Linked DNA regions of Homo sapiens: region 1 is linked to region 2. A link is an interaction called in ENCODE POLR2A ChIA-PET data of the cell type or tissue named here. Cell type or tissue: GM12878. All regions are shown on one strand.

Region 1 (4,000 bases), 620 kb after region 2:
TAAAGCTTTTTTATTCCTATAGAGCCTCTACATGTAATATTCTGTCTCTCTGAGATGAGTTCTTATTTTTCTGCTTTATCTGGTCAGCTCCTACTTATCCTTTAGCTTTGACCTCAATTTTAAACTATGTAATCAATCTTCTGTTATTGCTCCTATTAGGTCAAATTCCTTTATTATGTGTGCTTCCATGGTACCACATAGCTCACATTCATGGCCCTTATCAATGCTGCATTTTTAATTTATTTATAGTTATTTAACTAATACCTGTCTCCCTATAAAGCTGTGTGCTCTAGGGTAAGAGTCAGCATTTTTTTCTGCAAAAGACCAAATAGTAAATATTTTAGACTCTGTTGCAGCTACTCAACCCTGCTGTTGTAGTGCAAAAGTAGTCACAGACAAAATGTAAACAAGTGAGTGTGGCTGTGTTTCAATAAAACTTGACAAAAAAATGTAGTGAGCTATATTTGGCCCATAGCCCTGAGGTTTTTCATACCCCAATTGAGGACATCAGGCATTGTTTATTTTGCTTACAATTATATCTTCAGTCCCTAGCACATTACTTTATTCACGGTGGGTAGGAATACAGTTGCTGAATGAATTAATGAATTCTATTCATTTTGATACAAACAGACTTTGGCTATTCTGTTTCCCCCATATTTATTCAAACCATTTATACTCTCAGGAATACCTTCTCCTAATCCAAATTGTATGTCACATCTCAAGACTCGTCTTGCTCACCACTCTTTTCATGAAGCTTCTATATATGATTACTCGAGTTTTCAGTATTGGGGTATTCCAAACTCTAATACAGTAATTTTCTGTACCCGTAACTTGACTAAATACACTTGTGATAGGATTTTACAGTTCAACAAGGCACCTTCCCAAAGTTTGACACTTTGGATGAAACTCTCCTGAGTCCTGCTTGTTCCTGGGGAGTCAGAGAGGAAAAAAATAGTGAGAACCAAACACAAAAAATAAGTTGACAAATTATTCTGCTGCATATGTCAACGAGAATGCCCTACACTGCGACAAGTACTAGTGCTTGGGTAAGATGTGGGCCCCCAAATTCAGAGGTCAGGACAGTCTTCACTGAGGAGATGACATTTGAGGTAACTTTTTGAAAATTCACATATTACTTATATTTGGTTTAGGATAACACCAGGTACTTACTTTGATTCCCTTCACCTCCCAACTTTTTATTATGAAAATTTTCAAGCATAAGGGAAAGTTGAAAAAAAAACCAATTCAGTGAACACCTCAATACTTATCACTAGATTCAAAAATTGTTTATATTTTTCTATATTTGCTTTATCTTCTCTGTGTACTTTTCTTATGACCCATTTAGAAGTAAGTTATAGACATCAACCATTCTATCTTAAACAATTTATGTGCATTTACTAAAAAGTAAGAACATTCTCCTACATAACCATAAAACTATTAGCAATTCTTTCCTTCATCTAATATCCAGGCCATATTCAAATTCCCCACTTATCACACAAACTGTCTTTTTAGCTGCATTTTAAAAAACCCAAGATCCAATCTACTTGACTATTAAGTGAGTCTAACTCTTAAAAAATATAGGAATTCTTAAATAAGAAGTAGATTAAAAGTTCACGCTAGAGAATAGCAGGTGCAAAAACATGGGAGCTCTCTTGATGGAGTAGCAGAGCAATATTCAATTACCTAACAGCCAACAGAATTGGTGGAAAATGCCTTTGAAGGAGAATGAAGAACCAGATCATGAATGATCTTCAGTATTAGGCAAAGGAACTTTGAATTCGTTCTTCTGTTGAGGTGGGTTTTATCATCCCGTAAATTTTGACAGTGTCAAGGCTGAATAGTAAACTGTGGGAACAAGCTCACTAGCATGATATTCATTAGCTTTAGTCTCTTTTTACCTAACCCCCTTCACTGCAGCATCTTAGATTATCAGATTTTTTAAAGCAGCCCTCTCCGACTGTTGGTTTAAGCTGAACACATTCATGTATTTTTCAAAGAATAGAGAGTTTCACTTATTGTTAAAGGGACGTCTAGGCATATTCTTCCAGCAAGGGACTGATTTGCCTCTCAAAGGTTACCCTGACAGTCTTAGATAGCATATGGCCACAGTGGAACTTGACCCCTTTCTCTGCTTTATGGAAGCCTGTCACAGGGGAGTTTATCACAGTCCTTCAAGGGCCAGAACCTACATTGTACTGGTTATAAATAAGAATAACCATTTGCCCCATCTGATGTGAAAGTGGAAGTTCTTTGAACCAGTTACAATTACATTGTCATTGATGTGAAAACCACAACTCATTCAGCATTTCCCTCCTTTATTTATATAGTTGGAGACTCAAAGGCCAGCGGAGGTTAAATTACTTATCTGGGGTCACAGCGCTAGGCAGTGGCGAATAACTGCACTTCAGTGGGCATGACTATGTGCCAGTCACTGAGCTCCATGCTGTATATAGAGTATCTCTCTGGAGGGGTTACGTGATGAACTCAGATGGCATCAGATATGCAGGGAACTGGCAGTAGCTTTTCTCATGGTCCCCCAACACCTAGAGTAGCTGTGACAATGTCCGCTTGCTGGTTGCTATTTCAATATTTTTCAGTTCTAGGCATATCCTTTGAGTTTAGTCACTGAGTCCATTCACATGACAACTTCTGATTATAATCTTTTAGGGTAAAGCTTAGCCTCTTGGATTTCCTTCTTCTCCTCTCTTAAATATGGCATTTGGAGGTTTGAGGGGAGGGAAGAGTAAAGGGATCCTGGAATCCATTCTGTCTTATGTTGGATTTCTTAGAAGCAGACCTTGAGGTTAGGATTCTTTAAAGAAATACTCTGGGCCGGGCACGGTGGCTCACGCCTGTAATTCCAGCACTTTGGGAGGCCGAGGTGGGCGGATCACGAGGTCAGGAGATCGAGACCATCCTGGCTAACACGGTGAAACCCTGTCGCTACTAAAAAATACAAAAAATTAGCCGGGCGTGGTGGCGGGCGCCTGTAGTCCCAGCTACTCGGGAGGCTGAGGCAGGAGAATGGCATGAACCCGGGAGGTGGAGGTTGCAGTGAGCCGAGATTGTGCCACTGCACTCCAGCCTGGGCGACAGAGCGAGACTCCGTCTCAAAAACAAACAAACAAAAAAGAAATACTCTGAACCAGGTCCTGGCAGAGAGTACTAGGGGACTTCTAGGCCACAGGTTACAGAAAAGTCCTGTATCTTAACCTAGTCATCATGTGAAAATTCAACAAGTTGTTCACAGCATTTCTGCACTTTTATGTATGTATGTTATATTTTTTAAAACTCTGTCCAAAAAATGTCAAAAAAATGCTATCTCTCCAGCTACACATTTTTTTCTGGCTACTTCTTTCTTTAGATTATATGAATATAGGAGCAACTAATTTTTAAAGTATTTGTGCTACAACAGTATTTTTTTTTGTTTTTACATAACAGGATTCTTGAAATATAATTTATGTCACATAAAATTAAGTTTACAATTCAGTGATTTTTAGTATATTCACAAAGTTGTATAACCATCCCTACTGTCTAATTTTATAATTTTCAACATCCCAAGAAAAAGCCCCATGCTCATTAGCGGCCACCCCCACATTCACTTCTTCCCCCAGCCCTGACAACCACTAAACTATTTTTTGTATTTATGGAATTGCCTATTCTTGACATTTTATATAAATGGAACCATAGAATATGTGGTCATTTGTAACAGGCATCTTTCACTTAGGAAAATGTTTTCAAGGTCCATTTATGTTGTAGCATGTATCAACACTTCATTCCTTTATTGCCAAATAATATTTCATTCTATCGATATGCCACATTTCGTTTTTATCTATTAATCAGTGATGGACATTTGGGTTGTTTCCACTTTTTGGCTATTATAAATAATGCTGCTACATTCAGATACAGGCTTTTATGGGGATATGTGTTTTCATATCTATTGATACTTAACCAAATAGAAACTTCAACACTTGAACATTATAAAATAGTCTTCCAGTTT
Region 2 (4,000 bases):
TGTGTTACCATCATTCTACTCTTTATCTCCATGAGTTCAATTGTTTTTATTTTTAGATCCCTCAAATAAGAGAGAACATGAAAAGTTTGTCTTTCTGTGCCTGGCTTATTTAATATAATGACCTCCAGTTCTATGTTGTTGCAAATGACAGGATCTCATTCTTTTTATGGCTGAATAGTGCTCCTTTTTTTTTTTTTTTTTGAGATGGAGTCTCGCTCTGTCGCCCAGGCTGGAGTGCAGTGGCGCGATCTCGGCTCACTGCAAGCTCTGCCTCCTGGGTTCACGCCATTCTCCTGCCTCAGCCTCCTGAGTAGCTGGGACTACATGCGCCCACCACCACGCCTGGCTAATTTTTTGTATTTTTAGTAGAGACGGGGTTTCACCATGTTAGCCAGGATGGTCTCGATCTCCTGACCTCGTGATCCACCCACCTCGGCCTCCCAAAGTGCTGGGATTACAGGCGTGAGCCACTGTGCCTGGCCTAGTGCTCCATTCTTTATATATACCACATTTTCTTTATCCATTCATCTGTTGATGGACACTTAGGTTGCTTCCAAATGTTAGCAATTGTGAACAGTGCTAAAAAAACATGGGAGTGCAGATATCTCTTCGATATACTGATTTCCTTTCCTTTTGAGTATATACCCTGGAATGGAATTGCAGGATCATATTTTTAGCTCAATTTTTAGTTTTTAGGAACCTCCAAACTGTTCTCTATAGTAGCTGTACCAATTTATGTTCCCACCAACAATGAACAAAAGTTCTCTTTTATTTATTTTATTTTTTTAGAGATAGGGTCTTGCTCTCTCACCTAGACTGGAGTGCAGTGGCATGAGCATCCGCCACCTCCTGGCACAAGTGATCCTCCCAGCTCAGCTTCCTGAGTAGATGGGACTACAGACATATGCCACCATGCCCAACTAATTTTTAATTTTTTTTTTTTAATAGAAACTAGGTCTCCTCTGTTATCTAGACTGGTCTTGAACTCCTGAGCTTAAGCAATCCTCCTGCTTCGGCCTCCCAAAGTGCCAGGATTATAGGCATGGCCATGCTGGTCAGGGTTCCCTTTTTGGAGACGTCATCTTGATATGTTGCACAGGCTGGAGGGCAGTCGCTATTCACAGGCCGGATCACAGCACACTGCACCCTCGAACTCCTGGCCTCAAGTGATCCTCCCACCTCAGCATTCCCAGTAGCTGAGACTATAGGCACGTGCCTCCAACATCAGACTCCAGAATCTTCATTTTTAACAAGATCTTCAGGTGAATTGTATCTTTTCCTCCTATAGAGGACTCTGCTACCCGCAATAAAAAGCGTATTTAAAATTCTTAAAAATAATCACGAAACTCTTTTTTCATAGTGTAGTTGACAGAGAGAAAGCTGTCTGGTGATCACATTTTCTTCCTCACTTTTTCAAATGTCATTTGTTAATTGCCCTATTGAACATTTCCAAAGATATTCATTGAAAGTTGTTTTTATAAACATCAGAAAATTAAGTTTATAAAGTTCTTATGGAGGCAAATAAACTGATGTTCAAAACTGGCCTCCTTTTTCAGCTAATTCATGCATAAATATTATGACAAGTACAAAATCAGTTACGATGGGTGCAATAAAATAACAAGATTTGAAATCCTACTGCTGATTCAAGTGTGGCCTCAGTAGACTAATCAGTGAAAGAGAAGCCAAGGACTAGATTCAGGTCTGGACTCTCGTTGCCAGCTAGCTGGAAGCGTCACTCACCCTTCCTGGGCCTTGGCTTCCTCATCTGCAAATAAAGAACAGCTAGGTTGACTTCTAGGGCTTTTACATCTTTAATATTCTACGATCCTATGAGCTACAGTACTCTCAACAGAAGCATGGGAAATCAAATTTTCCTTCATTAATTGCATTTAACCATCTAATTATCTGTATGACTCATCAATGAAAGGGCAAGCTGCTGGAAACCAAGGTGTCCAAATACCAAACAGATGAATGGAAACACTTCCATTGGGAGCAGGAGGGTATGGGCATTAGAGCCCAGAAGGATGAGCAGCTCATGTATTCCCTGTAAACAGCTGGCAGCTCAGCCCAGCTGCTCACAGATCAGACTAGCGTAGGTTGCTCACCCACGTGCAATTATGTGTGAAGTACGGCATATCTAAAAATAGCCTAAGCTCAGCCACAGAGATTAATACTGTCAATGGCTTTCAACTCACTGTCAGGATGACAAGGAGAGTAACCATAGCAACAGAAAAATCAACATGTAAAAAACCTCTTCTAAAGCTGACAGGAAAAGTTTAGGTTTAATAAAACATATTTTCAATTCCTGTCTCTAAACCTTTGAATTCAAATAATTCCATCACTTGGAGGTAATAAAATTAGAATTTTGGTAGTTTTGGCAACACAAATGGCCTTCTAGTTTTGGGTTCCAAAACTGTGAGGAAATACTGTTAACCTGTCAATTTTATTATCTCTATAATTAAAGGGCCATTTGACCAAATGTCATTAAATAATTTTTAACTGAAAGGATTTTCTCTACATTTGTTCTGCTATCAGTTATAAAAACAGCCTTAAATAGTACTTGACATTTTAAGATACTTATTGCATGTGTGACAAAAACATAGGGCGATATAGTAATAGCAAAGATAGAGAAGCAACCTAAGTGTCCGGCATTGGATGGATGACTGGATAAAGAAAATGTGCTACATATATAAAATGGAATACTATTCAGCCATAAAAAGAATGAAATCATGTCTTCTGCAGCAACATGGATGGAACTGGAGGCCATTATGCTAAGTGAAACCACTCAGAAATAGTCAAATTCTGCATGTTCTCACTTACAAGTGGGAGCTAAATAATGTGTATATATGGACATAGAGCATGGAATAATAGACACTGGAGACTCAGAAAGGTGGGAGGGTGGTGAGGGATGAGAAATCACTTAATGGGTACAATGTACACTATTTGGGTGATGGTTCCACTAAAAGCCCAGACTTCACCACTGTGCAGTATATCCATGTATCAAAAGCGCATTTGTACCCCTTACATTTACACCAAAAAAAAAAAAAAAAAAGAAAAGAAAACATAAGGTGTGATGGAGTTCTCTCGATATGAATGGAACTTTGCGAAAATAATTAACATTAGGAAAGGATCTGGAGAAGTAACTCCTAGAGTAAGTTTCTGAGACAGCTCTCACAGCCACCTCAGTAGCCTGTACCCCAGTGCATAATGGAGGCTCAGTGGCCCTCATGTCACTAAGTGCCCCAGAGGCATCATTAAGTTCTGACATAGCTATTCTTGCTCAAGGAGCTCACACACCTCATCTTAGAACTAGCACATCCCAAATTCCAGCATCGTTTTGCATCATTTGATAGAGGAATATTCAGTTGGGTACTGGGAAATGTGGTACTAGTCCAGCTTTTCAACTAACCAGTTGTAGACTCTGGACAAGTTATTACTCAGCTCTACGGCCATGGGCTGGAAGAGTCTCTCAGATTCTTCCCTGAGAAGAGACAGTTAAAGAGTTAAAAGGAAAGATGAGATGACTTGTGTTTAATACCCACTTTGGGCCATTCCTGATACTAGGGTTTAAAAATATTTTTTGGCAAGGAACTGGCAAGATAGATGGAAATGTCAAGTACATATGTGTCGACATATGAGGACACATTCATAAGCAGGCTGAGTTAAGGGACAGGGCCTGGGTTCAACCCTAGATCTGTTTGATGCCTCATGAGGTTGTCTGTTTCTCAGACACCACTTCACCACCCTTACAACTGGCTCTGCCTGCTACGTATACAGGTTGACCCCCCAGTGCTAGTTACATGCACTGAAGCCATCCACAGATTTTCAGGGCATGTCTTCTATTTTCTAAGCATAGAAGATTAGGTCCCTTGGAAAGTCCCTCTATAACCTTCCTTTTACCTAGGCAACCACTGTTAACAGTATTTTCAGGCCAAATATATACCATTTTGCCATCTGTTTTTATCACCTAATAATCTATCACTAATATCTACTTATATTA

Evidence for each region. ChIA-PET counts read pairs that join two places held together with the same protein. Peaks named below come from ENCODE experiments on the same cell type or tissue, not always from the same donor. Only the 100,000 strongest peaks of a DNase experiment are listed, where the experiment ranks them.
Region 1: POLR2A ChIA-PET joins it to region 2 with 5 read pairs; 1 of 35 experiments calls an interaction of 5 or more read pairs at or near these places.

Annotation. Positions count from the first base shown.
Region 1 is chr3:17,800,883-17,804,882 of GRCh38, forward strand. No RefSeq gene overlaps it. Among named protein-coding and RNA genes, the nearest start is that of TBC1D5, 60 kb to the left of the region's middle. In GM12878, a CTCF peak has its summit at 2,393; a DNase peak (open chromatin) is centred at 2,309.
Region 2 is chr3:17,177,883-17,181,882 of GRCh38, forward strand. All of the region lies in intron 20 of TBC1D5 (TBC1 domain family member 5), which reads right to left. Among named protein-coding and RNA genes, the nearest start is that of PLCL2-AS1, 130 kb to the left of the region's middle. RefSeq lists an enhancer at 1,991-2,040. In GM12878, no CTCF peak of the experiment used is centred here; DNase peaks (open chromatin) are centred at 2,159 and 3,808.